2 separate regions of the Homo sapiens genome follow, and region 2 is linked to region 1. The links are chromatin loops, found by intact Hi-C in ENCODE. Cell type or tissue: dorsolateral prefrontal cortex. All regions are shown on one strand. Each heading gives the region's core, and the rest is flanking DNA. Links, peaks and the distances in the headings are about the cores only. Region 1 has its middle 18 kb from the start of LINC03051. Region 2 overlaps LOC105374060 (a long non-coding RNA gene).

Region 1 (16,393 bases), core at 5,638-13,637:
CTCCAGCTTTGTTCTTTTTGCTTAGGATTGTCTTGGTTATACAGGCTCTTATTTTGGTTCCATATGAAATTTAAAGTAGTTTTTTTTTTCTAATTCTGTGAAGAAAGTCAATGGTAGCTTGATGGGGATAGCATTGAATCTATAAATTACTTTGGGCAGTATGGCCATTTTCACCATATTGATTCTTCCTATCCATGAGCATGGAATGTTTTTCCATTGGTTTGTGTCCTCTCTTATTTCCTTGAGCAGTGGTTTGTAGTTCTCCTTGAAGAGGTCATTCACATCTTTTGTAGGTTGTTTTCCTAGTTACGTTATTCTCTTTGTAGCAACTGTGAATGAGAGTTCACTCATGATTTGGCTCTCTGTTTGTCTATTATTGCTGTATAGGAATGCTTGTGATTTTTGCATGTTGAGTTTGTATCCTGAGACTTTGCTGAAGTTGCTTATCAGCTTAAGGAGATTTGGTGCTGCAACATGGGGTTTTCTAAATTTACAATCATGTCATCTGCAAACAGAGACAATTTGACTTCCTCTCTTCCTATTTAAATACCCTTTATTTCTTTCTCTTGGCCGAGTTCCCTGGCCAGAACTTCCAATATTATGTTGAATAGGAGTGGTGACAGAGGGCATCCTTGTCTTGTGCCAGTTTTCAAAGGGAATGCTTCCATCTTTTGCCTATTGAAAATGATACTGGTTGTGGGTTTGTCATAAATACCTATTATTGTTTTGAGATACATTCCATCAATACCTAGTTTATTGAGAGATTTTAGCATGAATTTTGAACTTTATTGAAGGCTTTTTCTCCATCTATTGAGATAAATGTGGTTTTTGTCATTGGTTCTGTTTATGTGATGGATTACATTTATTGATTTGCCTATGTTGAACCAGCCTTGCATCTCAGGGATGAAGCCGACTTGACTGTGGTGGATAAGCTTTTTAATGTGCAGATGCATTCGGTTTGCCAGTATTTTGATTTTCACATCAACGCTCATAGGGGATATTGGCCTGAAATTTTCTTTGTTGTTGTTGTTGTTGTTGTTGTTGTTGTGTCTCTGCCAGGTTTTGGTATTAGGATTATTCTGGCCTCATAAAATTAGTTAGGAAGGAGTCCCTCATTTTCTATTGTTTGAAATCATTTCAGAAGGAACGGTACCAGCTCCTCTTTGTACCTGTGGTAGAATTCGGCTGTGAATCTGTCTGGTCCTGGGCTTGTTTGGCTGGTAGGCTATTAATTACTGCCAACATTTCAGAACTTGTTATTGGTCAATTCAGGGATTCGACTTCTTCCTGCTTTAGCCTCGGGAGGGTGTATGTGTCGGGAATTTATCCATCTCTTCTAGACTTTTTAGTTGATTTGCGTAGAGGTGTTTATAGTATTCTCTGATGGTAGTTTGTATTTCTGTGGGATCAGTGGTGAGATCCCCTTTATCATTTTTTATTGTGTCTATTTGATTCTTTTCTCTTTTCTTCTTTATTAGTCTGGCTAGCAGTCTATCTATTTTGTTAATCTTTTCAAAAAGCCAGCTCATGGATTCATTGATTTTTTGAAGGGTTTTTCATGTCTCTATCTCTTTTAGTTCTGCTCTCATCTTAGTTCTTTATTGTCTTCTGTTAGCTTTCGAATTTGTTTCCTCTTGCTTCTCTAGTTCTTTTAATTGTGATGTTAGGGGGTCGATTTTAGATCACTCCCACTTTCTCCTGTGGGCATTTTGTGCTATAAATTTCCTGCTAAACACTGCATTAGCTCTGTTCTCTGGGCAATTTCAGAGCAGAACAGGCACAGGAACCGGTGTCTGTAATTATGCTGAATGTATCAAGTGCACCATTGTTATCCATGACTTGCTGGTAGGATGAGTATGTCACACATTCATGGGTCTTTCCATGTATGTAACTAAACCTTTTTATGCCATGTGTATGTGTATACATCTGTGTGTTTGGGGTTATAGTGAAGTGTGATAATTGCATTTTTCTTTGAGAAATCATCATTTATCAATCTGGAACTACTTTCAAGGTCAAGAACTACTGAATGTCCAGATAAGAGATTTTTCATGGATGGGCACCATAGTCTATCAAGAGGCTGTTGAATGTTTATACCTGGCCAGGCTCAGGTAGAGAGAGAAAATTGGATTCAGATTCCTTATTCACCTGTTACTTGGCGATCAGCAGATCCCATCCAATTCTGTTTTCTGATCTTTGTGTAGAGATCTCTTCCAAATTTTTGGTTTAGAACCACCATGATTTTCCTGACCCATTTCACCAGATTCTTTCAATCTCTTCTGCCCCACCCTCATGCTCTTCACTATTCTCTTGTTAAATAGCTCCCTCTGGCTCTTGCTCCCTCTCTTTGCTGATTCTTGTGTGTATAGGAGTGTGGTCTCTGATAATTTGAAGCCAATTTCATTTTAAATACATATGTGATACAGAATGATTTAATTCTTCATTTGCTCACTTTTGGTAGGGTGGGGTAAATTATTATTTATCTATTGTAAATGTTTTATTCCTCATACATGTACATATTTCTTTCCAGTTTACTTTTTCTTTCCATTAAAGAATGCCAAAAACATGACGTATTAGAACATACTGACATATAACAGCTTACAGGGAAAGAAGATGCCACATGACAGAGTTGTTATCCTGCCCCAGACTTTTTTCTCGTCACTGTAGATCAATCATTCAAAGCCAAGCTTACATCCATAAATTATTTTTCATACTTCTAACTACACTTATAATGAGTCTTTCTTCTTGCCAATTCATATTATCTACATCATTCATTGTCTGATAATCATTTATTGCATCTCAGTATCCTTTTTGTTATAGTAATATATTATTTTCATTAAAAATTTTTATTACTTGAGTAGGACATCTCAAGTTATATATCTAATATCATTGTAGCTATACTTGACAGAAACACAAACAAGTTATACTTTGCCCCCCATGTCCTTTTTCTGTTATTTTTCATGTGGATAAAATACTTTTATCCCCATCTGGACTAAAAGCTCCATGATGAACACAAATTAAGCACTATATATAATACTGCTATAGTGATTTGGCATAATGTTATTCCTGAACTAGTTCTTACTTCAATAAAATTCTTATGAAATAAAGAAATCATGGAAGGGAGACCTGGGTACTTGAAAGGACAAATAATACAAATAGGAATCACAAAGTTTTGTAGCCTGGTCTACAGAATGGAGCTAACTATACACCCAAATGCCAACTTCACAGAGTGGGGTAAGAGTCAAGTGAGTTATTTAACGATAAATATTCTAATGGCTTCAGAATTTCCTTTTATTATCACTCACTTCCATAGCTCAAAGAATTTCTCTACCAATCAAGTTATACATATATATGTACATATATATAAATTAATATCTAACTGTTGTTCTTACTTTTATTAATCAGATAAATATGTTATGCTTTATAATAATCAAGAAATATAATATTATCCTTATTAGATTGTTTTAAAATGTTGTAAACAATAACAATTACTAAAGCCATGAACTCCCAGTGGGTCTAGGACCTCAAATTGGGAATATGTGTTTTATTAACATTTAAAGTTATTATTATTTCATTGTTTCTTATTTTTAACAATATTAATAGTAATAAGTCAAATTACCAGTTCAAGAAGCCAATTTTAGTCACTCTATCGGTTCTCATTGGTTTTAAATTTTTTTTCTAGGAAGATCAATTTTTTAAAGAGCTAAATAAATGACTAAGAGGCAAGAAAATACCATAAAGTCTAATCCTATTTCATTTACTTGTAATGTGTTGTTACAAGTTAAGGTCTTCTCTCTTAACAGTCTTCATTCAAAATTGCAAACCAATTGTGAGGCTGTCTTCATTGAACTGCTATTGGACCAATACACAGAGAAGCATATAAGACAGTGAAAATTTAAAAACTATTTCCTAAACATTACAGGTTACCTTCAATTTTAAACTAGATCCATTTTTGTATTTCTTAGAAAATCACCAGCAAATATTTGCCAACTAAGGTTTAGAGAGCTGTAACCTCCCCTTTATAAATTTTACTTCAGATTCAGGAAACCTCATGTTTTGTCTTTTTGATAAAAATCATTTCTAGGGACATACACGATCAGAGTGAATTCAAATAAAATGCCAAAAAAACTTCTGAATTGAGGAGAAATCGAAGAGGACTACATGTCTAATTGAGGAAAAGTTTTAAACTGGAAAATGTTTACTTTGTAAGAGAACCTGTTGCTTTTTGCTGGGTTAAAGCTTCCTTTTAATAATCCATGCACACAGCATGAGCAAACTTGGCGTAAAAGTTTAAGATAATTATGATTTCACGGCTGTCCACTTCTACACTAATAACATTCAGTCAGGGCCTTCTGAAGGGATCCTGGTTAAAGAAAAGCAGTTGGTCATAATAAAGAGTAAACATTAATTAAGTGACTCTCCCACAAAGTGTAAAAACTAGTAGCATTAGTTATCCAAATTTTGTCATCTGATCTACCCCAACAGTTTCAGAAGACAGTGGAGAAAAAATATTAATGTAAGGCCTAGGCAAGGAGTTATAATACACAAACACAGAGCAGACAAGTAATTGACTTGAAAGTAGCTTATCTAAATTAGCATTTTTAAACACTTTCATATATCAGACATAAATGGTCAGTCTTGCTCTCAAGGAGATTATAGCAGCATTAGACGAGAGGAAGTGAGATGTAGACTGTCTTCAAATGTTCGTTAATGCCACATCTCTTTTTGCTTCATTCATTCTCTAGTGTTTATTTATATCTGTGGCAAGGATAAAAGTCAAGAAGATATTTGTATGATTGTGTAAGAACCAGCTATTTAAACACATCTCACTCCCACTTAATCAAAAATGCCTGAGTAGAGTTGGAATTCAAGGATAGTTTTGAAGGAGAGAAGAAAGATGATTTGATTGAATCATTCCAATAGTTGAAGTAGACTACTTAGCCATCTTATCTGAAGGTATCAAGCTTAAGTTGGCATGAGTGGCTACAATTGTGGCTATTAGTGCAGTGGAGAGTCATGCTACTATGGAAACGATATCCTTGAGCTTACATTTCTCCTTGTAGAGGTCTTGGCACACAGAGTGATTGCCTAAAGCCAGAAAATAAGGCAAGGAATTACAGAAGGCTGTCCAATAACATTTAATCGCTTCAAAAGGAAGTCACTAATTGCGAGGGCAGATTTTTGGCATATACTCTGATGTAAAAAGGAAGTCATTGTACACGTAAATGCATCCAAGTAAGGATTTAGTACTCTGCTATTGCAGAAAGGAGTTTTGTAAAATATGTATTCCAGTCACTTGCCTTCTTCCCAGAAATAAACTCTGAGCAGATCAAAAAGAAAGCTAATCTATTATCAGATTTTTTTTTAAATTCATCTAGGACCAACTATATAAAAAATTACAGAATGTGTTTCTTCACATTGGAGGCAAGAAAATTCAACATGAACATGATTAAGCTCAAGGCTAAGTCTGAAAGAGATACAGAACCTTCACAGTAGGCTCCCTGACCTCTAAATGTAAAAGTTGGATGGTTACAGAAAATATTTCAGCTATTCTTCACTACGGTAGAGACAGACAGAAAGAGAGACAGAGAAAATATCAGTACAATTTTTCTTATAGTAATTTTAGTTAAAAATATTTTTAAAGAATTATAAGTTGAATAAAAATAAAACTGGAAAATATTGAGTAATAATGAGCAAGATTCTTCCAAAGACCTGCCTCTCAAATACAACACTCAGGCCATTTTTGTATTTTTGTCTCTCTCTCTTTTAACGCTTTGAATATATTTAAGCAGCATCAGTTTGTATGTCTGAGGATTTTACACACCTTTAATTCAATCTTGAAGAGAATATGTACTCAGAAGGGAACACTGAGTCCAGATGCAGGACATTTAAATTATCCTCACCCTTACAAACCATATCTTACCAGATTCTGTTTATAGCACCAGAAACTATCACAACCAGAAGGGATCCCAAAGATTATCATTTCCAATTGCCTCATTTTGTAAATGAGGAAACTGATCACCAAAGACGTATAGTAACTGATAGAAGTCATACAACTATTGAGTGGTTAACTTAGACTCAGTGCCATTTTCAAAGCAATAGAGCACCACACACTTTTTTTTTTTAATGTTAAAACAAGCTTCAAACTATTTGTAACTAATATGAACTATATTGCATCAGGTTGTTTTTCTCCCCAGCATTTCTACAAATCTCTGTTTCCCTTCCTATAAGATAGAGATTATAATATGCACTGTGTTCATTGCTACCCTGACCAGACAGGAATTTCCAACTGTTCTGCTGTTGCATCTTGATCAGCAAACGTTGCTCTTCCTCATACTTCTCCCTCCAGACAAGATGCCCAAGTCTAGGTTGGAGGGGAGAATTACATGTGTTCAGGAGTGTTGAATGGCAGGCCTACATATGGGACAGGTGCACTAACAGAAGGAGAAGGGAGCCCACACTGGAAGTCATCCCAAACTTAAGAGCACCTACCACTCCACTTCTTAGACCAACATGGGAAATTTTCCATTACCTCCTACAGCAATGCACCCAGTGTTGAGTTTCTGCATTCATCCCTTTAGTCTTTTTTTTTTTTTTTTTCATGTAATTTGCAACTCCTTTCTCCTCCTCCCCTTACCCAAACTCTGTCTTACCTGGTTTCTTGGAAAGGAAAGCCCCAATTGGAAACCTCTAAACCCTTCTTCTTGTAGCCCTTTGTTTCATCTTTGGTGTAGGACGAGAGAGAGAAGATGGCATGATGTTGTTAGAGTAAAAGAGGAGGGAGGAAAAATACAGGGAAAATCAGGTAGTTGAAATGTAAGCCTACCAGAAGATTCTATTCAACCCTATGACAGAAGGCAAGAGTGGGAAAGGATTTTCTGGAGCATTCGGGCCAATTACTTTTACAGATGAGGAAACTGAGGCTTAGAAATGTCAAGTTATTTGTATTTGTGCATGATCATCAAGGAAGGAAGTTCTGGATTCAAGAAAAGTATCCAGATTGCCAGGGCATTTGACACTATGTCTCACTTAATCTAATATTAAGGCTCTGAGTACCTCAGTGACACTCAGGTGTAAATACTTGCTTATGAAATAATGTGATCTGAAATGCTAATTACATGTATATAAGTTCTCAGAGTTCTGAAATGGTCAGAGCCATGTGAGGACCGAACCAACACAATTTCCTACAGAATATGTGGCTTTTCTTTACAATGTTTGGCCAAAGACTTGCATTTATTTTTTCTTTTCTTTTCTTTTTTTTTTTTTTTTAGACGAAGTTTTGCTCTTGTTGCCCCGGCTGGAGTGCAATGGCGTGATCTCAGCTCACCGCAACTTCTGCCTGTCGGGTTCAAGCGATTCTCCTGCCTCAGCCTCCTGTAGCTGGGATTACAGGCGCCTGTCACCATGCCTGGGTAATTTTTTTGTATTTTTAGTAGAGACGGGGTTTCTCCATGTTGGTCAGGCTGGTCTCGAACTCCTGACCTTAGGTAATCTGCCCACCACAGACACCCAAAGTGCTGGGATTACAGGCGAGAGCCAACGTGACCGGCCTAGACATGCATTTCTTAATCTTTCAGCATATCCATCTGTATATCTGCCTGCTTTCGGAAAACATGTCCTATATAACGTAATAGTACACATGAGTTTCCTGAACACCAGTGTCTCCTGGGGAACTACAATGCAAATACCAAGAATCACCTGTGAAAGTATGGGCCACAGTCCAACAAAAGAACATGTCCAAAATGGAGAAAGGAATAGAGAGATTTCAGAGATAAGTACAGGAAGTATGCAAAATTGGTCTTACATTTACCCTTCTCAGCAATACCTATTGACCTCCCATGTTGATTTTTTCTTATTACAGTAAAATTATGCATATAACAACATGATCATTATAGTTCAGTTAAGATAAATTTGACCATACCACTTCCCTCATTCTCATAAGATCATTTTGTAATTGTCAGTTGCTCTGAGATATATTAAAGACCTGTTTATGGTGTGCCATATACCGAACTCCAGTAGACTCCCTCACTCAGAAGAGGATGTTATTTTTCACAGCCACAGTTTAGAATGTACTTTTGAAAAGTCATTTCCAAGGTCTCTTGGTCACAACCTCTCCTTTGTGGATTATTGCAATAGCTTCCTGAACGCTTTTTTCTACTACTGCCCCCAGCAGCTATTTTTTGCACAGTAGCCAGAGTGATCCTTTTAAAACATTAATCTGATCATGTTACACCCTTGCTGAAAGCACTGTAATGACTTTCCATCATTTTAGTATAAGATCAAAGTCCTCCACCTGATCTGGTTCTCTCTCAGCTCTCTGACCTTCTTTCTTCACACTCATCCTGTTGCTCTGAGCATGTGCTTGCCTCGGGGTCTTTTCTGATAGGGCTCCTCTGTAGGAAATGTTCTTCCCTAGAGAACCACATGGCTTGCTCCTTCAACTCTTTGTAGTCTGTACTCACCTATTACTAAATCAGAGAAATCTGCTCTCAATACCTTATCTGAAATAGCAACACAACACTCTACTCTCACTCTTCATTATTTTCTCTGCTTTTTTTTTTTCTAAGCCAACCTCTTTCTAATGTTATATTATGTATCTGTTTACTTCGTTACTCTCTAAAACTTCCTGCTCCATAAGGGCATGTACTTTTTCTGTTGGCCCACGGATATTAGTAAAATGGCTAGATAAAGTATATTGTTTCTTCTGAAGCAGCATAGACCATTTTATGAACATGTGCATTGGTTATTTCTTACTTACTTTGAACTAGTGTATTTGTGATGGGTTTTAACCAAAGTAGTTTGGAATTTCTAATAATGTGGCAAAGTTTAATTTATTTTATATATGTAAGTAGATTTTTTTAAAAAACACTTTGGTAGTTGCACCTTCTTTATGTCCCTATATGTTTTACTGAATAGGATTTTAAAAAAAGGCAAAGTTAAGGGAGGCACACTCAAAATACAATTTAATTTACTACTCATATTTACCGAAGTGTACTCCTTGGAAGCGTCATATAACCATCCATCAAGTGCGTCCTGATTGCAAAAATAAAAACAAAAAATTGGGAATCCCATTTTTTAAACTGGTGATTCCTTGACTTCATGCTTGGTATGAATATTGATATAAGGACTCTTTAAATCCACAGCCCATTCAAAATTCCTGGCTCGTAAATACAGAAAAGACTGCACTTAACATTTCTAAAAGTCAAACTTCCTTTAAGTAACATAGTCTATGAAAATCACTGAATATTATTCTTAACACATAGTAGGTATACAGAAATGTTATTCCTCCTTCCTCCACCCTTACTATGATTTTCTCTCAGCAGTGATAGAAATAAAAGAAATGTTAGCAAGTTATGGCTGGACATGCTGGCTCATGCCTGTAATCCTAGTACTTTGGGAGGCTGAGGCGGGAGGATCACTTGAGATCAGGAGTTTTAGACAAGCCTGGGCAAGGAAGACCCTATCTCTATAAAAAAATTAAAATAAAATAAAAAAAAGCTAGGCATGATGGCATGTAGCTATAGTCCTAACTACTCAGGAGACTGAGGCAGGAGGATCGCTTGAGCGTAGGAGTGCAAGGCTGCAGTGAGCAATGATCACACTACTGTACCACAACTTGGGCAACAGAGTAAGACCCTGTCTCTCAAACAACCAAACAAAAACAACAGAAATGTCAGTAAGTTAGAAGTATTTGACATCTACCCTCCTCCTGTGTCCTCATTATGCCAGATAAGGTCTTCCTTTATTGGAAAGGATCCAGGTAATGATATAGTGGAAAAAATATTAACAAAGTAGCTGATGTTATCTACATAATAAACTGGTCATAGCAATAAAGGCAAAAGTGCAGCAGGAATAAGGAGGGCGTAAATGAGTTTATAGAGGCTGAACAAAAGCAGATATTTACAGTTTGGAGATGAAGAGATGGCACTTGGGACAACGGGGGAGTAGACAGTTGCCAGACAAGTGAAATAAATAGCAAGAGATTGAAAAAATGGCTTTCCAAAAATCTGAGAAACATTGTAATTGTAATACCCTTAGTGAAATTTTTAAGAAAAACTATAGCCAAGATTCAAACAGCTTTACAAATTTTGGGGTCAAATTCTATTTTTTGTTTGTTTGTTTTATGACAATTCTTTTTTGGGGGCTAGCTTACCTCTCTCTGGCCCCTTTCCATGAGAAATTCAAAATTCCTTAAGTTCCTAGAATTTCTAGATGGAGGCTGGGTAGGCAATACAAAGCTGAATTTGGAAGGATTTCTGCAGTTATCCTACATAAATCTCACTCAAACAAGAAAGAAAAAAGCTCATTTGCAAAGAGAAAAAGGTATTATAAAAACATAGCTTTACACTCTTTGTACAAAAATGTGTAGTAACTAAACATTCAATCCACCACCCAATAAATAAGGATGCCAGAGTAACTAATATGATTCATGCAATAAAGAAGGCAGTGAGGGAGGAAAAAGGTGTTCAGAACCTGTGTATAGAGGGTGAAGGGAGGGTTTGTTTTTTAAGAGGCCACAGAATGAAAGGAAATATGCATGAAAGATTTTGACATAGAGAGACTAGTAATGTAGAATTTAAAATTTTTTGTTGAAATTGAGGTCTGTCTGCTAACATTTTTTGGAAGAGCCTATTAAATGACTAAATTGCTTTAATGACTTTTTCCTAAGTGAGTCTCTGTTGAGGCTGGCTTCCAGGCAAGATACAACTCCCCTAACTTTATGCATGTTACAAATAAATAGCATTATTTTACATTGTCTTTATTATCCACTTTGGAATGAATTAGCTTCAGGTAAGTTTTTGGAGGGTCAAGTTTACTCCTCTATCCACAGAGCCTATGACAATATCTAGCATAAAATACATTGTTTATGAATTAACTAATAGATGATTGAGTTAACAATCTAATTTTTGAATAGGGAAAACTTGTACCAATTGATGGCTGTTGTCCATATTGATAGGACTCATTTATTTTGTACACTTAGAAGTAGAGATGTAGAATATTTTTATTTTAATTTTCTGATGAGAAGACACACATTGAAAAAGAATCAGGAATTGTGAATGATGTTCATGTCAAAGAGTGGTCAGCAAAGTAGCTATTCATATATTTATTAGAAATTTGGTTTCTTGCCATTTTATTTCCACCCAGCCACCAGTGGAAATGATACTTATAAATATTTTATTGAATAGCTTTCATTTTAACGTAAGTAGTAAGTAGAAGAACAGATGCTTCTGTGTCTATGGGAGTGCCTTTGTGAAGAAGCCAAATGCCAGGCTGCTTTGGCGAGAACTTTAATATTGGCTAGCTCTCTGGATCAAGTGTCCTCATCAAGATTTATTATATTTTTCAAGTATCATATAATAACTTTTAAATATTTTATTAACTAATTTTAGGAAAGCCCACTTGCTTCAAATTTTCAACTGAAAATAACATAATTTGAGAATTATTACTACACAGGCTGTCTTCTGAACCTGACTGTTCTATGCATTCTGTCTTCAGCCTTACTCGTAAGAGGCCACTTCCTCACCGTCGCTCCATCTCACACCATGCATGTTGGCCTTTAATGATTCCAGGTGATTGATGTGGAGAACTTTGGTCCAAGATAAATTCGACACTACCTCCTTTTTCTCTCCTCAGGGTCTCCACTTTGCCTCTTCCTTTAACCTGACATAGCTCAATCAGTTCTGCCTTGGCCAAGATTTATTTTACACTTGTTAAAGGTATGATTTATCTCTACTGGTAGTATACTATATTTGGTCACACAGGTTCCTGAGGGAGGTCACACAGGGGACATTCAAGCTGAATTAAATTATTCATACTCTATGTTAGGTTTTTGCCACAAATTCCTGGTCTCACTGCAGGAAGTTGGACATTGTATCATGAATTAAATAAAGTGGCTGGCTTAAACAGGACAAATACGTTTCTCCCAGAAGTAGTTAATTGCATCGTTGATTTAGTGACTCAGTGATTGAGATGGCTTTCCTTGGTCTTCCCAAGATGTTGGTAGTATGGTTGCTAAGGCTGTTCCCATCATATCATATCCAGCCAAGACAATTACAAAAGAAAGAAAAAGCAGCACTAGCACCTGCATCTCATTAGCCAGGGGCCTGTCACATGGTCAGCCCTAACCGGATGTTGTTTAGGCCAGTCTTCAATGTCTGCCACACTTTCCTTTACCACTTGCCTTTAGGGGCCAGGCTTAAAGTTTCCGCCCTAGTATTTTACTTAGACCTCCAAAACTGAGGGCATCTCTAAAATAGAAGAGCATATCCAGTTTATCAATCCAGTCACAGTAAAAAGAACTCAAACACACACACAAAAAAGCAAGCTATTTGTGCCACTTCATTTCTCCCACCAAGTCCACCACTGCCCAGCACCATAGAAGCAGTTTATTCATGATGATGTCATTTGGTCCTTGATATATTGGTGTTTCTCTTCTCCGAGGAAGAGGATTCATTTTTTGGAAATAGGGAAATTTCATCTCAGAACTACATTCTGAATGTAGGATTTGCAACTTGGAGAATGTTAGTTCCACACACCAGTGCATTGTTTAGGATTGTTCACATCAAATCTACTTTTTGTTTTTATCCTACTTCTCAATTACATTGAGGAGCCAGAGTGTTACAGGATCAATTCAATTCTCTAGATTCCAAGGGAGGGTTAATATTTTACCTCACTTTTGAAACAAACAAAATATGTTCAATATAAGAATTTGTGTGGCTTTCGTAGTGTTCTTTTCCTCCACCATTTTTATTTTAGAAAATTTGCAAAAAAGGAACAGTGTACATTATTTTATCCCTTACTTACAATCACCAATTGTTAACATTTTCCCACTCCAAATACTTAAGCATGTAGCTGTTAACTTAAGCATGTAGCGTGTTAATACTTAAGAAATGTTTTTATATAACTATAATAGAATGTTCACATTGAAAAATTAACATTGATTTATTATTGTATATTGCCCATATTTTAATTTGCCTAATTTACCCAATAATGTTCCATTTCTTGTTCCCCCCTTTTCTAGGACCCAATCAATGCATTTAATTGTCATCATTCTGTAGTCTACTTTAATAAAAAAAATCATTCCTTATCTTTTTTTTCCCTTTCATGACACTGATATTTTTTAAGAAGGCAAGCCATTTGTATTGCAGAATCATTTGTTTTGTTTCTTTCCTCATGATTAGATTAACGCTAAACATTTTTAATACGAATACTAGAGAGATGATTCTGTATCATTCTCAGTGCATTATAGCAGGTCATGATGTTAATTTGTTCTACTATTAGCAGTATTACATTTGATCATTTGGTAAAGGTAGTATTCAACACATTTCTCATCTGTGATGTCTTTTCCCCTTCACAATTAATAACTAATCCATAAGATCATATGTTGAGACTGTGTTCCCAAACAATCTTTAACCCAATGATTTTAGCATCCATTGATAATTTGTGCCTGAACTGATTCCTAAAATGTTGATTAAAAATGATGATTTTCTAATTTGGCCATTGCTCCTACATTTATTAGTTGGCATTTTTCTATAAAATAGAGATTTCACTCCCTCCTCTGCCTTTTGAAACTTAGTATTACTATGGCTCATAGATTTGTTTATTAGTCAATCTGTTATAAACCATTTCCATCATAATATAAACCATATTTCTTTTTAATGCTCAAATTATCCCAGATTTGGCCAAAGGGAACCTCTTCAAAATTTTATGTCTTCTTGATATGCTCCTATCAACTTTTGAGAACGTCTTATTCTGATGTGACAGTATGTCCCATGCTTACCTTGTTTCTCTTGCACAGACCTAGAGGTAGCCATTTTCCAAGGAGTTCTAGCTTCCTTCAGAGGAAAATAGTTCTTATAGAATCAAGGTCTAAGTGATTTACATGCTCATTGTTACTGATATACTATTGCTACTAACTTCATCAGGGAACAGAACTAAGAGATATATATTTTAAAAATCATTAACTTGTATCTATAATTCCATTTCAAATTCAACATTATAGTATTTTTTCTCTCCTCCCAATGTGCATTTGTAACTTTCTTCTTCCACAGTTGAAAATGAATGTGGTTGCATCAATATCAATATGTGTACTGTGCACTCAATCATTCAAGACACATGAAACAGTTTCAGACTTATTATACTCATACCACTAGCACTAAAAAATTATTAATTAAAGGTCAAGATTTCCTTTTGTTTTTAGAATATATACCACTGGGAATATAGTGGAGTATTTTATATAAAAGTTGCTTTTTAGTTACTGTGAATCCAATTAAGTATTTGCTTGTATTTGTATTTTTTGCAGCTCTTTCTTGAATTAGTTTTTCTTGAATATAAACATATTAATATCATTCAAAAGTCAAATCAGAAAATGATAAAGTCAGAGCAAGTAGAAATACTCTGTAAAGTCTCTTTTCTTTTCTTACCTTTTCTAGTGTTTCCATATATCTTCTGTAGGAAACAAGTGTAATCATTTTTTAGTTTTACCCTTCCTGCATTTCTTTGGCAAAAATAAGCATATATACATACCTCCATGCTCATAGATGTAAACATTTACCCCCTTCTTTTATTTTATTCATATTTCTTGATTTCTTAAAATTATTTACATTTTTCTATAGTTAGCTCTTAGAATAAATGTTACACAAAATTTCCTCCCAGTTTGTAATTTATGTTTTAATTTATTTATAATTTTGTTGTCTAGGCACAAGGCTGTTCTTTTTATGTTGTTGAATTTACCAGTATTTTCTTTTATTATATCAGGATAGTGAGACACAAGTAGAAAGATCTGGCCCCTTTGCCTATCCAGATTACATGGGAATTAATTCATGTTTTCTTCCATTTGTGTGTGCTTTTGTTTTGTACAATTAGATTTCTGATACTTTGAGAGTTCATTTTTGTGTAATCTATGGGATACAAATTCAATATTATATTTCTCAGATGGCAATACAGTTGACCTATCATATTTACTAATAAGCCTGCACTATCTACAATGATTGAGGTGTCACCTTTACACTACACTAAATTTCTATACATACTTGGGTTCTTTTCTGAACTTTCTATTCTGTTCTACTGCTCTTTGCATTGAACCATATGCCAGTAAACAACCGTTTTGATTACAGAAGCTTTGTAGCATGTTTGCGTATCTGATAAGTATATGCACTTTGTTACTCTTCTTCAGGATTTCAGACCTTGCAGGTTTATTTTTCTATGATAACTTTAGAATTAACTTGTATAGCAAAAAATAAAATTATGTGAATTTTTATTGAAATTGCACTCAATTTAGATATTAACTTAAAGAAATTTGTCATGCATATGATACTGAATCCAAAACCAAAAACTGTTTGTCGTTCAGTCCAAAACTATTTTTGTGCTTTTATGAGAGTTTTTAAGTTTTACAGTTAGAGGTTTCACATATTTCTTGTTTTGTGTTTCTAAATTTTCCGCATTTTGTTGCTATTTAAATATTTTTTTTAAAAGTATTTTTCCACAGTTATGATTTTTTGTGTGCAGTTGAAGGCTGTTGGGTTTTTGATGTTCATTTTTATATTCTATTATGTTATAGGATATTATTATATGCATTGGTTTTATGATTTCTTCTCTCACATTTCCAAAAAATAGTCATATCATTTGAAAATAGATACATTTTACTTCTTCTTTTCAAATTGACTGATATTCCTATACAATGTTAAACAGTAGTAGTTAAGTAGACATCTTTGCTTTGTTCCTGACCTGAGTATGAAGGCTTCTACTACGTGGATATGTGTGTGTGTATGTGTATAGTACTTATTCCTTTAAATATTATTAGAAGAATTATGTATCAAATTTTGTCAAAGGAATCCTGGGAAACTAGTATTTTCTCCCTGGCAGTATTAATATAAAGAAATAAATGAATAGATTTCCAAAACCTCACTTGGTCATTATGTATTACTTTCCTGTGGGTCTATTCAGTTCCATCTGATGATGTTTTATTTAGAATTTTTACATCTGTATTTACAAGTAATATTTGTTTTTTGTTTGTTTTGTTTTCTGCTACCACCATTCACCATTTAATGATATATCTGTCTCATAAGAAGTAATTTGGAAGTCTTCCTTCACTTTTATGAAGTGAAGGATATAACTACATAAGTTATATGAACAACTTATGTAGCAATTGCACAAATAAATATTAACCATTTTATAGACCGCCCCTGTGGAACCACCTAACTCTGGTTCTAATTTTGGTAGGATGTTTTTTTGTTTGTTTGTTTTGTTTTTTTCTTCTTTACCTTTCACTATTCTCCAGTGAAACCCATCTATTTCAACTCTGTGTCTCAGGATTGTTTTTACTTACTGTAGGTTACTAGGAAAATTTCCTCCTTACCTAAGTATACAACATATTTGCGTACAGATATAGAAAGTA
Region 2 (16,393 bases), core at 3,518-11,517, 600 kb after region 1:
CCTGTTGACACTATTCCACAAGATAGAGAAAGAAGAAATCCTCCCTAATTCATTCTATGAAGCCAGTATCACCCTAATAAAAAAAACTGGGAAAGGACATAACCAAAAAAGAAAACTACAGACCAATATGCCTGATAATCATAGATGCAAAAATCATTAACAAAATACTAGCTAACCAAAACCAACCGATATCAAAAAAATGATCCAACATGATCAAGCGGGTTTCATACCAGGGATGCAGGGATGGTTTAACATATGCAAGTCAATAAATGTGATGCACCACATAAACATAATTAAAAACAAAAATCACATGATCATTTCAATAGATGCAGAAAAAGCATTCAATGAAATCCAGCACCCATTTATGATTAAAACTTTCAGCAAAATTGGCATACAAGGGACATACCTCAACATAATAAAAGCCATCTATGACAAACCCACAGCCAACATAATACTGAATGGGGAAAAGTTGGTAGCATTCCCTCGGAGAACCAGAACAAGACAATGATGCCCACTCTCACCACTTCTATTCAACATAGTACTGGAAGTCCTAGCCATAGCAATCAGACAAGAGAAAGAAAGAAAGGGCATCCAAGTCATTAAAGAGGAAGTCATACTGTCGCTGTTTGCTGATGACATGATTGTATACCTAGAAAACCCTAAAAACTCCTCCAAAAAGCTCCTAGATATGATAAAAGGATTCAGCAAAGTTTCCTCACACAAAATTAATGTACATCGGCCAGGTGCAGTGGCTCATGCCTATAATCTCAGCACTTTAGGAGTCCAAGGTGGATGGATCACCTGAGGTCAAGACTTCAAGACCAGCCTGGTGAAACCCCATGTCTACTAAAAATACAAAAATTAGCTGGGTGTGGTGGCATGTGCCTGTAGTCCCAGCTACTCTGGAAGCTGAGGTAGGAGAATCACTTGCACCCAGGAAGTGGAAGTTGCAGTGAGCCAAGATCATGCCACTGCACCTGGGAAACAGGGCAAAACTCCATCTCAAAAAAAAAAAAAAAGTAGGCAAATTAGTAGCTCTCCTATACACTAACAGCAATCAAGCTGAGAATTAAATTAAGAACTCAACCCCTTTTATAATAGCTGAAAAAAAAAACTAGGAATATACCTAACCAAGGAGATGAAAGACCTCTACAAGGAAAACTACAAAACAATGCTGAAAGAAATCATAGACAACAGAAAGGGAAACACATTCCATGCTCATGGATGAGTAGAATCAATACTGTGAAAATGACCATACTGCCAAAAGCAATCTACAAATTCAATGCAATCCCCATCAAAATACCACCATCATTCTTTATAGAATTAGAAAAAAAAATCCTAAAATTCATATTGAACCAAAAAAGAGCCCACATATCCAAAGCAAGACTAAGCAAAAAGAACAAATCTGGAGGCATCACACTATCTGACTTCAAACTATATTATAAGGCCATAGTCACCAAAACAGCATGGTACTTGTATAAAATAGGCACATAGATCAATGGGACATAGATCAAGAATAGAGAACCCAGAAATAAACCCAAATACTTACAGCCAACTGATCTTTGACAAAGCAAACAAAAACACAAAGTGAGGCAAGGACACTCTATTCAACAAATGGTGCTGGGACAATTGGCTAGCCACATGTCAGAGAATAAAACTGGATCCTCATTTCTCACCTTATACAAAAATCAACTCAAGATGGATTAAGGACTTAAATTTAAGACTTAAAACTATAAAAATTCTAGAAGATAACATCAGAAAAACCCTTCTAGACCTTGGCTTAGGTAAGGATTTCATGACCAAGAATCCAAAAGCAAATGAAATAAAAACAAAGATAAATAGCTGAGACTTAATTAAACAAAAGAGCTTTTGCATGGCAAAAGGAACAGTCAGCAGAGTAAACAGACAACCCAGAGTGGTAGAAAATCTTTACAATCTATATATCTGACAAAGGACTAATATCCAGAATCTACAAGGAACTAAAATAAATTATCAACAAAAAAGCAAATAATCCCATCAAAAAGTGGGCAAAAGACATGAATAGACAATTCTCAAAAGAAGACATATAAATGGCCAACAAACATATGAAAAAACACTCAACATCGCTAATGATTAGGGAAATGCAAATAAAAACCACAATGCAATACCACCTTACTACTACAAGAATGACCATAATCAAAAAATCCAGAAATCATAGTTGCTGGCATGGATGTGGTGAACAGGGAACACTTCTACACTGCTGATGGGAATGTAAACTTGTAAAACCACTACTAGAAACAGTGTGGAGATTCCTTAAAGTAGCAAAAGTGGAACTACCATTTGTTCCAGCAATCCCACTACTGGGTAGCTACCCAGAGGAAAAGAAGTCATTATATGAAAAAGATACTTGCACACACATGTTTATAGAAGCACAATTCACAATTGGGGAAATGTGGAACCAACAGAAATGCCCATTAATCAATGAGTGATAAAGAAACTGTGATATATATATTTATATATATATATATATACACACACACACACACACACACACACACACACACACACACATATACATATGATGGAATACTACTCAGCCATAAAAGGGAATGAATTAATGGCATTCGCAGCAACCTGGATGAGATTGGAGACTATTATTCTAAGTGAAGTAACTCAGGAATGGAAAACCAAACATTGTATATTCTCACTCATGAGTGGAAGCTAAGCTATGAGGATGCAAAGGCATAAGAATGACACAATGGGCTTTTGGGACTCAGGAGGAAAGGGTGGGAAGGGGGTGAGGGATAAAAGACTACAAACAGAGTGCAGTGTATACTGCTTGGGTGATGGGTGCACCAAAACCTTACAAACCTTACCACTAAAGAACTTACTCATGTAACCAAACACCATCTCTTCCCCAATAACCTATGGAAATAAAAAAATTTGTTTAAAAAGCAGGCTGTCACAATTGTGCACAAGGAGGGTTGAGAAAAAGGACAAAGTGACAAGTAAGCCTTAAGCAAATGGTTCTATAGGCTTCCAGAGAAGAAGTTTGCTGCTTCTCCCATGCAAAAGTGAACGATTATAAATGGCAGTAAGTAAGTGAAACCCTCCTTCAATGAAGTGTTCTGCATGGGTGCTGGTGTCCAAGCCTGAAGTTGCCAAGCACAACACAGATCAAACATCTCACATTAAGAGGTGAATCCTACAATGTCAGAGATGGCCAGCAACCTCAGATTTCACCCAAATCCGCAAGGTTTCGTGTCAGAGAAGAGAATTCACTCCAGATAGTTTGAGTAACATGAAATTATGACACTGTGTGCTCGGTTAAATAGTGTCCTTCCAAAATTCATGTCCACCCAAAACCCCAGAATGTGATTTGATTTAGAAACAAGGTCTTTGAATATGTATCTAGTTGTTTATAAAAGATCACACTCTATTAGAATGGGCCCTAAATTCAGTGACTGGGGTCCTTTTAAAGAGAAAAAGTGAAGACACAGAAACACACATGGGAAAGAAGGTTATGTGACAACAGAGGCAAAGCTTGGAGTGATGCAGCTACAAGCCAAGGAATACCAGGGATTGCTAGCAAGTACCATAAGCCAGGGAGGGGCAAGAGAAAATTCTTGCTAGAGCCTTCAAAGGGAGCATGGCCCTACTGACACCTTGATCTTGAACTTCTAGCCTCTAGTACTGTGAGACGAGAATTTTTGTTGTTTTAAGTGATACAATTTGTGGCGATGTTTTTATGGCAGTCCTACAAAATAAATACATACTGCATTAAGTGGCTCAGAGAATTATTTTGTGTGGAGAAGCTGCTGAAATAAAGACCATGTGCTTTGATTTGGAATAATCCCAAAGCTACACTGTGGATGCAGTTAGCCAAGGGCACTGCTGCTCCTGACTTACACAAGAGGCCACCAGGAAGATGCCACCATATCTGCCAGTTCTAGAACCATGTTGTGTCTGCTACTAAGGACACTAGTAAAAGTGGACGCCTCCCACACTGCTTCTCTGCCTACTTAACTCAGTTCCTAATTTACATCTCTAACAAGGGTATCAGATTCATGGAACTGAATCACAAAACCAACCTGCAAAGGAGACTGAGGAGGTAGATTTTTGCTTTCCAGTCTATGTAGCCAGAAGAGCACAATAGAAAGGTTAGAATCCACATTAATCACAGTATACACCAATGTGTCTACTCCTAACTCCTCACATGAGCCAGGGATTATAATATATGATCCCTCCAGTGTTATTTTATTTATATTCCTACCAACTTTTTAAGGCGTCTATTACTGCCCCCATTTTATACATGAGGAAATTGAAGTTTAATGAGTTTTTAGGCTCATTGATTGTCTCAAAACAACCTAACAGTCAACAGGTATTTCCTGAATACCTACTATGTGCCAGCCTTGCTGGGAATAAACAGTAAACAGGAAAAGCTTCATTACTAAATTATGTTGCTTGAAGTCTAATGAGATTGTTTTAAACTTTGTCATACATAAGAGTTGCCTGCTGACCTAGGTTTTCGGGTAGATTGCTGAGTTTGCATTACCAGGAGCCTGGGAATAGAAACACAGTCTGAAGGCTGTTACATATCAAAGTGACTATCTGAACCCTAGTCCCTGGATTCCAAGCCCAGTTGCTCTAGTGATATCCTAAAATTTCCTTCAGGTGCCAGGCAAGTAAAATAAATATGTGGAGGTGGCAGGCATAGTAGGTGTTAAATTAATTATTTGTAACTGAACCCAGCATGAGAGCTGCCTGGTGAAACATAATACATCCTGGATTATTTGCGCCCTTTGAGTATCCAGCTTGTGCTTCCTGCACGTTTCCTCACCCTCTTCTTTATCTGATGTGAATCCAGGTGAGCAGGAGAATCCCCTTCTAAGTCCGGCTCCTCTCAGAGTGCCTCTTTCACCAAATCGTAATTGCCTCTTGTCTATGAGCTTTGTTGGTCTATAAGTACAGGAGGATTGGGGATTGTGCCTGTCTTGTTCATGGTTTAAACTGTGGACTGAGAATTGAGCTAAGTTCTAATGCATGAGAAATATTTGTGGAAGAGAGAGAAAGGGAAGGAGGAAGTAACTATGTCCCTTCACTCTGAGAGAACAAATGTTCTCCAGTCTTGCCTTTCTAAGAGAGGAAAACAGCCCCAGGGGTTCAGGGTGGTCTGCACAATGCCCTTCTTCCTGCCACTGATCAAATGGCTATGGAGTCTCCTTTGTGGACTGAATGTGCAATCAGACTCCTTGGGACCCACAAGAGGTCCCTCCACAACTCCAGGAGTGGCCAGAGCTCCTCTTCTTTACCTAGCAAGTTGCAGAGACAATGGAAAGACATTTTTCTCCATTCTTTAATTCAGTAAATGCTTCTTTTCTAGGCTCTGCTCCAGATGTTTGAAATATAGAGGTGAATAAGCAAAATTCTTGCTCTCGTAAAATTTATATGCTAGCCAGATGATAAACAAGTGCACAAATGGGTAAACAATAATTATAGACAATGATAAGCATTAGTAAGGAAAAAGGAAGATAATGTGATAAAGTAACAGGATGATTACTTTAGCTAGTTGGTTAGAAAACACCTCCTGTGGAGGTGAAATGTAAGCGAAACCTGTAGAATAAGAAGGTAGCATGAGAAGACCTAATAGAATAGTTTTCCAAAAAAGGCCAAGTAAAAAAACTTTATAGAAGGGAATTTAAGAACAGACGAAATCCAGTGTGGCTGGAGCTTGGTAACTGGGACTATCACAGGTGGCTGAAAACGTAAGAATAAGCCAAATCACTTGGGCCTTTGTAACTGTGAAGAGACTACAGTTAAGCAACACCCCAAGGACCTACTCTTGGAATTTCTGAGAGGAGTCCAGGCATGTGGCATGGATGGTGGCCAGATAAAGTAACAATTGCTCCCTTATGGATTCCTTTGATCCATGCCCTTGAAGAGAAATCTAGAAGAGTCTCCTTTGCCTTCTTGCTGCCAGTGGACACGTTCCCAAGGACACCCAGGAGAACTGTCTTATTAGAATTAAAAACCTACTGTAAGGTAACAATAGGAAAAGTAGTATAAAAATGGCTCTATTTCTTATATTCTATTCATATTCTCAATTCAAATGCACTGAAGTTGTAATTCAATATGTAATTGTTCTTGCTTCCCTGCAACCAGTTCCACTTCAGATTTTAGAATCCATCTTACCTTGATTCATCCCAGGGCCCTTTCTGTATAGGCAGGCGAGAATTAGCATAAGCATGACCAGTCTATAGGTGGGTGGTGAGGAGAGGATGTGTGCCACCTACCAACATGCACAGGGCGTTGCTCAAAGAACCACCTAAATATGGAGGCAGCTGACAAAGTGAGGCCTGGGTTGGGAAAGATTTTTAGAACATGCTTGTACATTCACTTCACCAGATACCATTTAATAAAAAAAAAAAAAAACAACCTTTTATTTTGAAGTAACTTCTGACTTACAGAATAATTGTGAGAGAGCACAGTTCTCGTATACCCTTCATCCAGTTTTCCCTAATGTTAGTATCTTACATAAACATGGTACAATGATCAAAACTAATAAATGAACATATCATAGACTAAACTATAAATATTGTTCTGATCTCCCCAGTTTTTTATCAGTTTCCAAACTGGAACTGGTTTAAGTTAAATGCCCACTCCCCACCAGAGCCAATAGGAATAGACGGAGGTAAGGTGAGTGGAACCCAACAGGGGACAAGGACATTTCAAGAGAGTTGAACTACGGTAGAAAGTTGAGCTACTATAGAAAGGAGGAGGGAGGAAGCTTACCTTGTATGTGACTGGATAGAGTAGGGGAAGAAAGAGGGCAGCTGCTTCCCTTCTTCAAGGGGAAAGGGTTTCCATGAGCTCCCAAAAAGTAGAGACAATGAAATGGCCCCAGTGCTCACCTTCATTTGAGAACCCAGGCCCTTGGCTGCCTAGCTTCTGGTGATCCAGATGCAGCTTTTCCACATAGAGATGCCTCCTCTTGAGTGGCCTCTGCTGCTCAAGACACTGTTAGAGTCTACATAAAAAGTGCCTCTTTAGTTCACCAGTGCCCAAACTACACAATCACACAGGATGGGAGCCAGCCCTGGCACCAGCATGGTATGTGTCATGTTTAACAGCATTTGGGAGCAACAGGAAGCATTTGGGAGCAGAAGTGAGTGAAGTGAAGGAAAAAAGAGGACAGTGAAACTTGCAACAAATTATCCTGGCTGAGACTGGTCAAAAAGACAGATTGTTTTTATTGTTACTGGGAGTTCATTATCCTACTGGATACCTGTATTCAGGCTTGTGGGTGGATAAGCAATTGTCATCAGCACTTTTCTGGCTTCCAGGAAATCTGGAGACATGCACCTAAAAGAGCATCAGAGTGTTTTGCAGGAAGTACATTAATAGTAACTGTTTCAACCACCACTTCCACCCCGCACCTACGGGGGTAGAAGCTGCTTAACAAGTTGGATTTCCCAACCTATGAATCAGAGAAAGCATATGCTAAAGTTATTAGGAAACATTCCTAATGTTTCCTTGAATTTGGTGGTATCATGGTGGACAGGGGAGGGGTTGGAGGATGAGGTGGAAGAAAAAATAGAATTCCTTTCATTCGAGGAATGAGTTTTCTGCCTAGGTAGAGGGAGAGACTCAAGCTGAACGTTTAGTATGCTGCACAAATACGTCTGTTTCTTCATTGATAAATGATACGGAACTGAATCTGGATGATTAATTCAGTAAGTCACAATTCCTTTGTTTTTAGTGTTCGGTATTCTTTTATGTTACATGTTATATGGGGCAGAACTTTGGGGTCTCAAGCAAGCAGTTACACAAGCACTTAAAGATCCAAAGCTCTTTTCTGAAAACTAATATCGTCTGTAGAAGCAGGCATCCCTGCAGCAACTGCATGTGAAGGAGGGGGTTGGCCTTCCCTCTGGGTAAGACAGCGAGTCCAGTTCTTAAACGATGAAAGAGTGGTGCTGGCTCCTCTAAGAGGGGGAGCACATAAAAGAATGCATTGTTACGTGTATCCCAGTTCCACACCACTAGTCAGAAATGTTATTAATTTTAGTTTACCATTCTAAATATATTCTGTGTATTTACTAACAAAACAAAGCAAATATATATGTGTGTGTATATATATAGGCATAGATATTTGTTTTGTTTATATATGTAATATCTATACTATAGATATATACATGTAATATGTATGGGTGTGTATATATATATATGGGTGTATATATATATATGTGTGTGTGTGTGTATATATATGTATATATATAGTTATGGCCTGAATTTCATCCTTCCCCCCAAAATTTATATATTGAGGCCCTAACCCACAATGTGATGTGTGATGGTGTTCAGAAATAGGGCATTCTGGGAGGTACCTGTAATTAAAGTTAAATGAAGTCACAAAGATGGGGCCCTAAACAGATAGGACTGGGTTCTTACAAAAAGAGAAAGAGACACCAGAGCTCACTCATGCTGCAGGAGCACAGAGGGAAGGCCATGTGAGGACACAGGGAGAAGGTGACCATCTGCAAGCCCAGAAGAGAGCCCTCACCAGAAACAGAATTGGCTGGCACTTTAATCATGGAACTTCCAGTTCTATAATTGTGAGAAAATAAATTTATCTTGTAAAAGCCACCCAGTCCATGGTATTCTGTTATGGCAGCCTGAGCAGACATATCACACACACCTACCTACACACCATATTATCTTTTCCTTTTTTTTTTTTTTTTTAACACAATGAAGCTTACAGCATACACCCCTGCACTTTGATTTTTCCAGTTGACAATGCCTTTGAGATTTCCGTATAAGGACATAAAGATCTCATTTTTTTCATTTTGTTTTTGACACCAGCATAATAGTTCATTGAATGGATATGCCATGATTTATTTCACTTGTCCCTTATTAACAAACATTTAAGCTGTTTTCAACTTGCCAGCACAAACAATGCTCCAATAAACAACCCTCATGAATATATAATTTTTTCACATGCCACTTAGGAATTTTTAAAAATATGAATTAGTTGCCAATATTCAAAAGTAAGGAGATTTTGTGTATAACCTGGATTTGTTACTTTTCTTGAAACAGCACATCTGAGGAAACTGGTCCACATTCTCCCCTGGTGCTGGAGCTAAGAAGTCACTGCCTTGTTCAGACAGGGCTCACAATGTCCTGATTGCCATTGCTACTGCCCTGCCTCGTTCACTCAGCACTGTTATTGATCAGGCCCCAACAGGCATGGGAGTTTTTGACCCTATTCTAGATTCTCTGGTGCCACTGTACCTTAAGCTAAATTATCAGAAACCATAGTAACTGTGTACCAGCTTAGCTCATTCTCATGGCTTTCTCAAAAAAAGAAAGAAGAAAAAAAAATCCTTACTGAGTTAGAATTTAATATTATGCCTCTGCCTCTACAGAAAGTTGAAATAACCATTCTCTATTTAACAAGGATTTTAATGTTTTTTAAAGGGCTGTCTTTGAAGATACTGTCCACTGTGTTATGGTTCTTTATATAAATTCTCTTTCCACAAATGTCTGCTTAGGTTTGATTTTAGAATTTTTTTTAAAAAGGTCTCTTTGGGTGAATGTATATTTATTTATTTATTTTTCTTTTTTTTAATTATTATACTTTAAGTTCTAGGGTACATGTACACAACGTGCAGGTTTGTTACATATGTATACATGTGCCATGTTGGTGTGCTGCACCCATTAACTCGTCATTTACATTAGGTGTATCTCCTAATGCTATCCCTCCCCACTCTCCCCACCCCACAACAGTCCCCAGAGTGTGATGTTCCCCTTCCTGTGTCCAAGTGCTCTCATTGTTCATTTCCCACCTATGACTGAGAACATGCAGTGTTTGGTTTTCTGTCTTTGCAATAGTTTGCTGAGAATGATGGTTTCCAGCTTTATCCATGTCCCTACAAAGGACATGAATTCATCATTTTTTATGGCTGCATGGTATGTATATTTATTTTGTCAGAAAGTAAAAATGAAATAATGTACAAATGTCTACTCTTGCATTAGGAAACAATGGAAACTTTTAGCCAGACTCAGTGTCCCTTGAGACTTACCAGCTGTTTCCTGCCGCCTTGGGAGGGTCTACCTATCACATTTTATTTAAATCTAATGAGTGATCCCCTCCCCAATCCCTTAGCCATATGCAGCCTATCTAGGTTAAGTTCCCACTCTTTAGCCAATTTCAGAATGAACATAGATATGCCCCTAATTAACATTTTAATGGCTAAAACTCAGTGCCATTTATTTCACTGACATTTTCACATTCAATAATACAGGTAATCTAAGTTATAAAAATATACATTTTCCCCTGAGGGAGCTAATAAACCTATTTTCATTCTGAATGAAATAAAAATTACAGGTAAATATGTGTACTTGTCTTGGATTAGCTTCCACAGAAAAAAGAGGGTTGCTTAGCATAGGGGAACTTTTATCTTTTTTAATCTCTAAATAGCTTTGGAAACTCATATTTCAATTGGATTCTGCATCTTGGAAATAGGTGGGGTACAAATTTTAAATAGTAAGACTAATATTGTTTTTTGTAAAAAAAAATTAGGATTATTACCATTAAATCTAAAACTGCAACCTATATAAAAGATAATTTCACACATTTAATGACTTAATGAAGGTCTTAAGACCACTTAAAAATTTTGATTATAAATTCAGCATCTCTATTCTTAGCTAGGCAATAAGTTTGTCATGATTACCTGCTAAATAGGTTCACTGTCATTTAAGTCTTCAGTTTTTTCCTAGCTTCAGGATCCAAGAGGACAATAGTCAAAGCGTATTGGAAAGCACCCTGGACACTAGCTTCAATGCTCTCATTTATTAGTGGTGTCAGCTTGAAGCCTATGGCTGCAACAATCAGTTTTCTTACCCGTAAAATGTGGCTGCTGCAGCTCAAGGTTGCTGAGATGATGACAATAAAACATACAATACATAAACATTCTTGGGAAAGGTGCAAGTGACATAATAGTAATAATTTTGAAAGCTAATATGTAACAGGCAGCCTTTTAACTAATATATGTAATTTAATTAATATATGTAATAATTTACATATATTAATTCACCTAACCCTTACAACAATTCTATGAGGGGCTATTATTACTATAATCTTCATACTTCACAAATGGAAAAACTGAGGCATGGAGTGATCATGAGATATGCCTAAGGCCACGTAAGAGCCAAGATTTGAACCTAGGATGTCTGATTTGGAGGCCCATGCTCTTAACCACAATGCCACCTCCCAAATGTAAGGAATTATTAGAATTAATAAACTCTCACTGAGCCCCAAAGTTAGGCAAATGTTTCTCAAACACATATTTTCTACTTTCTTTGCAGACATCAGTTCATGCCCAGAAAAGGAGAAGCAAACTTTCTTTGCATCCTTTCTACAGGAGTGGTTCCTACTAAACAGGAGTGGATAGAGGACTGATAATTCTTTAATTTGCTATGTTGTATTTGTTTCGTGCGTTAGAATTTGCAATGTGCTTTTCAACCTGTTATCTAAAGCTAGCTTCACCAGGTCTAGGCAAAAAAAAAAAAAAAAAAAAAAAAAAACAAACAAACAAAAAAAACCATTTTCATTTGATAGAAGGGGACGTTAAGGTGGGAAGAAATGATACAAATGGCCGAGGTCTCACAGCTAGTAAACGGCAAAGTGGGGAGTAGAACTTACATTTTCTTGAATCTACGCACTAGGCTCCACCCACAAACCCATCCAAGTTTTCACCAAACTCTCACTGAAGACGCAGCATAGTGAAGGAGTAATATAGTGGAATTCTTTAGTCTCTATGTTCATGTTTTTCTTTTATGAGGAACAGAAGGCATGGTGGGACAGTCAGACTGCTATGCTGTGTTTCTCCCCTCTGTGTTGAACACAGGGCACTGGTCTTCCCAGCGAACTCTGAAATACAGATACGGTGCCCCCAGTCCCTGTGTGTATATGTTGAGGGTGGCAGGGGTGTGTATGTGTGCCTGTCAAAGAATAGGAACCCCCTGCTCCATGCCTTCCTGGCAAGTAGTCCTGTGAATGAGGTCCCTTCCCTTTCCCCTGGTCCCCCAAAGCCTGCAGTGGAAGGTAGAAGGGAAAGAAATGCTGGGTGCCTTCTGTTGCTTTTCCAATCTTGCCCTGCAGCGAGTGGAATCTTTCCTTGGAGGCAGCACCAGGGAAGCTGTTACCCATGTGCTTCACTTCCCATTTGTGGTAGAAGATGGCCAAGGGACTAGAAGGGATAGCAGAGGACATTAGAGAAAGACAAAGGAGGCCAGGCATTGTGGCTCACACCTGTAATCCCAACACTTTGGAAGGACGAAGTGGAAGAATCATTTGAGGCCAGGAGTTTGAGACCAGCCTGTGCAACAGAGTGAGATCCTATCTGTACAAAAAAATAAAAATAAAAATAAAATTTACCCAGGTATGGTGGTGCTTGTAGTCCCAGCTACTTGGGCTGCTGAAGTGAGAGGATAGCTTGAGCCCAGGAGTTCAAGGCTGCAGTGTGCTATGATTGTGCCATTGCACTCCAGCCTGAGCAACAGAGTGAGACCCTGTCTCAAAAATAATAATAATAATCATAACATCTATATATATATATATGTTTTTATTATACTTTAAGTTCTAGGGTACATGTGCACAACGTGCAGGTTTGTTACATATGTATACATGTGCCATGTTGGTGTGCTGCACCCATTAACTCATCATTTACATTAGGGATATCTCTTAATGCTATCCCTCCCCCCTCCCCCCACCCCACAACAGGCCCCGGTGTGTGATGTTTCCCTTCCTGTGTGCAAGTATTCTCATTGTTCAATTCCCACCTATAAGTAAGAACATGCAGTGTTTGGTTTTTTGTCCTTGCGATAGTTTGCTGAGAATGATGGTTTCCAGCTTCATCCATGTCCCTACAAAGGACATGAACTCATCATTTTTTATGGCTGCATAGTATTCCATGATGCATATATGCCACATTTTCTTAAACCAGTCTATCATTCTTGGACATTTGGGTTGGTTCCAAGTCTTTGCTATTGTGAGTAGTGCCGCAATAAACATGTGTGTGCATGCGTCTTTATAGCAGCATGATTTATATTCCTTTGGGTATATACCCAGTAATGGGATGGCTGGGTCAAATGGTATTTCTAGTTCTAGATCCCTGAGGAATCAACACACTGACTTCCACAATGGTTGAACTAGTTTACAGTCCCACCAACAGTGTAAAAGTGTTCCTATTTCTCCACATCCTCTTCACCACCTGTTGTTTCCTGACTTTTTAATGATCTAAAGGTTCAGTGCAGTGGCTCATACCTGCAATCTCATCACTTTGGGAGGCTGACGTGGGAAAATCACTTGATCCCAGGAGTTCAAGATCAGCCTGGGAAACATGATGAAACCCTGTCCCTATAAAAAATAATAAATTACCTGGGCATGGTAGTATGTGCCTGTAGTCCCAGCTACCCACGAGGCTGAGGTGGGAGGATTGCTTGAGCCTGGGAGGTTGCAGCTGCCATGAGCTGTGACTGTGCTACTGCACTCCAGCCTGGGCAACAGAGCCAGACCCAAAAGGATAAAGAGAAGGAAATAAGGCATTAGCTTCTGGAAGCAGCAAGCAAGAATTACCATGGAAGGGATGCAAAACAGCAGATATTTACTCATGAGGAAATCCAGGCTCAGAGGAAATAAGAGATTCTCTGGTGAGTCCTACAAAGGACTACAACACTCTTCTAAGATATGTCCTTTAAATGCAACTAAAAGTTCCTCACATTAGGCATCTCAATTGCTTTGCAGGAAGCCCAAACCCACTGTGTTAGCTTCAGTGATCAAATCAAACTAGTTGGTTATGAATTTAAGAAAGCAGACAAACTAGTTGGTTATGAATTAAGAAAGCAGACAGAGTGAGCCTCTAATTGAGATGAGAGAACTGGGGCCATGATGGTCTCAGCCAGGACAGACGCATTTGTGGTAGGCAACTTTGTCTCCAGTCCTGCCTCTACTCACCCAACAAACACACTGTCCTTCTGAGGACCTCACAAATGCTTTCAACGTTTATTAAACCTATCTTGTTTCTTATACCTCTCTTAAAATTGCCATTCCCCATCATTTCAACATATTTATTTCAATTTTCATCATCTGATTTTCACAACACAATTCAAATATGTCTGCCTCCCTACACAGTGTCTAAAAATGGAGGGTTTCAGCTTTAGGTAATCTACTTATTCAAGCCAAATGGATGGGGATCCTCCAGCCAATCACATACACCTTATCCTACAATTCCAGCTGGTAGAGTTCACAATCAGAAGGCTAATGGCTGGTGAGTGTCATGTGATATGGTGAGATGAACATGGGCATCATCATCAGAATCAGGATACAAGCCCCACTCTACGCATTTCTAGCTGGGTGACCATGGGCAAGTACCTATCCAGTCTGAATACTGGTTTTCTCCTCCATAAAATAGATATCATATCTTCTTCCAGGGAGCTATTATGAAGATTAAATTAGATAGCATTTATTTATTGCTAGAGATAGCATCAATCATGTGATAAGTGCTCAAGATACAATATCACTTTCATTGTTGTTAGTCCCAAAATAGAGGAATAAACACAAGATCAAAGAAGACATTTCACAGCAAATGAAGTTTACAAGCATGTACTCCCCAAGACACTCAGCCAATTCCTCCCTCATGTTCCCCAAACATTTGGTACCTATCTCTACTATAAAACTTGTTAACAGTGGAATTGCTTATGAGTCGATTTCTAAACCAGAGTATGAGCAGTGAAAAATCAGGAAGAGTCTTCATCTTTATAATCTAAGAGCTTCTCTTGATGTCTAGCAAGAGTAGGTATTAATAAATACTAAATGAGAAAATAAGTGAATGAATGAAAAAGCTGTCAAAAAAAACTCAAAAACAAAAACAAAAAAAAAACTTCCCCAGGAAAAAAATGTATTCTACAAGTTGATTTGGAGATGTACTGCCAAATGAGTTTATAATGTTTCCTTAAATGTCACTAGAAGATAGCCAACCTAAACTGTAATTAATTAAAAGTAATCTGTAAACTTGTCAACTGTAAACTGTTACAAAAGGATGCTAAATGAAAAAGGGAAGGACAGATGCAACAACAAAGGCAAGTGACAATGGCCATCAGAGAGGAGAGCTGAGGAGCGGGGGTTTGTCTCTCTCCTGCTCTGCTCCGGCATGAGGGTGCTCAGACTGGAAATGTTCTGGCTCTTCAGACAGCAACATCTCTCGGGAGGAGAGAGACAATTCATCAAGCTACCAAGGCTTGACAGCATTGTCCCTTGAGGACATCAGCTCTGATTCTATATTCACCAAGAAAACTTCTGAACTGTCATGCATTTTTCTGAGTAAGCTCATGGTCTCAGGCCAGGTTTTCCTCCAGCTGTAAATTAATAAAACTGCATTCTAACTATCATTATCAGAATTGGGGGTGGAGGGTATGTTATCATGAATCAATTATTCAGTGCCTAATCATGCCAGGAAAAAAAATAATAAAATCAAATTGCTAGTGCTATAAAATTGTGGACTGGGCATTAAAAAGGAAGTAAAAGTTAAAACGTTCAGGTCTGCTGGCCTTACCTGTCATATGACTTCAGTAAGTATAACAAAGATTACAAGGAAAAGCTAAGGGCTAGATGGACACCCCAACCCTCAGTGTTATTATTCCCACTGCGGTCTTTAGAGTTCAAAGAAACATGATATAGACTACAATAGCAAAAACAATTTTCTCTTTCTCAATAGACACCAAACAATAGATCAAAAGGAATGGTTATACAGTATTGCAAAAACAACAACAAGTATTAGCTAAGAAAAAAGTTTGACAGAGCAATCAATGTTAGAATTATCAAGTGGATCTATAAAATCCAAATTCCTACTATTTTTCAATATAAGATAAATATTAACCTAATACAGTTCATATTCAAACCTGTCCTCTTAGTCACTTCTAGTCTTCTGACTCTTCAAATGCACTTACATGGCACAAAGATAATTTGTTAACTCAGCAGGCATAAGTCAAACTAATGGTTTCATCCTGTATGAACAAAATAACTATCTAAAGACTTTAAAATTTCCAACAAATTGAGTTGGCATTGCATAGATTAGGTACAGATAATCTTTAGTCTATGAGCCAAGAGAAACTCTCAATTTATTTTCATCTTGACAACATGAAAAGTACCAAGAGGTAATATTACCAATACATACTTTGCTGTAATTGTAAAAATGCAGCCTGGGGCTGAGCATGGTGGCTCATCCCAGTGCTTTCAGAGGCTGAGGTAAGAGGATTACTTGAGGCCAGAAGTTGGAGACCAGCCTGAGCAACATAGTGAAACCCCATCTCTATCAAAAATTTAAAAGTTAGCCAGGCATGGTGGTTTGTCCCTGTA

The links. Hi-C counts contacts between places; a loop is a spot of excess contacts. Peaks named below come from ENCODE experiments on the same cell type or tissue, not always from the same donor. Only the 100,000 strongest peaks of a DNase experiment are listed, where the experiment ranks them.
Region 2: a loop joins it to region 1, with 6 times the contacts of the local background. A loop is called at or near these places in 2 of 110 quality-filtered maps.

Annotation. Positions count from the first base shown.
Region 1 is chr3:118,007,100-118,023,492 of GRCh38, forward strand. No RefSeq gene overlaps it. Among named protein-coding and RNA genes, the nearest start is that of LINC03051, 18 kb to the left of the region's middle. In dorsolateral prefrontal cortex, for the core only: no CTCF peak of the experiment used is centred there; no DNase peak of the experiment used is centred there.
Region 2 is chr3:118,611,416-118,627,808 of GRCh38, forward strand. The region is part of intron 2 of LOC105374060 (a long non-coding RNA gene); the gene reads right to left. Among named protein-coding and RNA genes, the nearest start is that of IGSF11-AS1, 320 kb to the right of the region's middle. In dorsolateral prefrontal cortex, for the core only: no CTCF peak of the experiment used is centred there; a DNase peak (open chromatin) is centred at 7,041.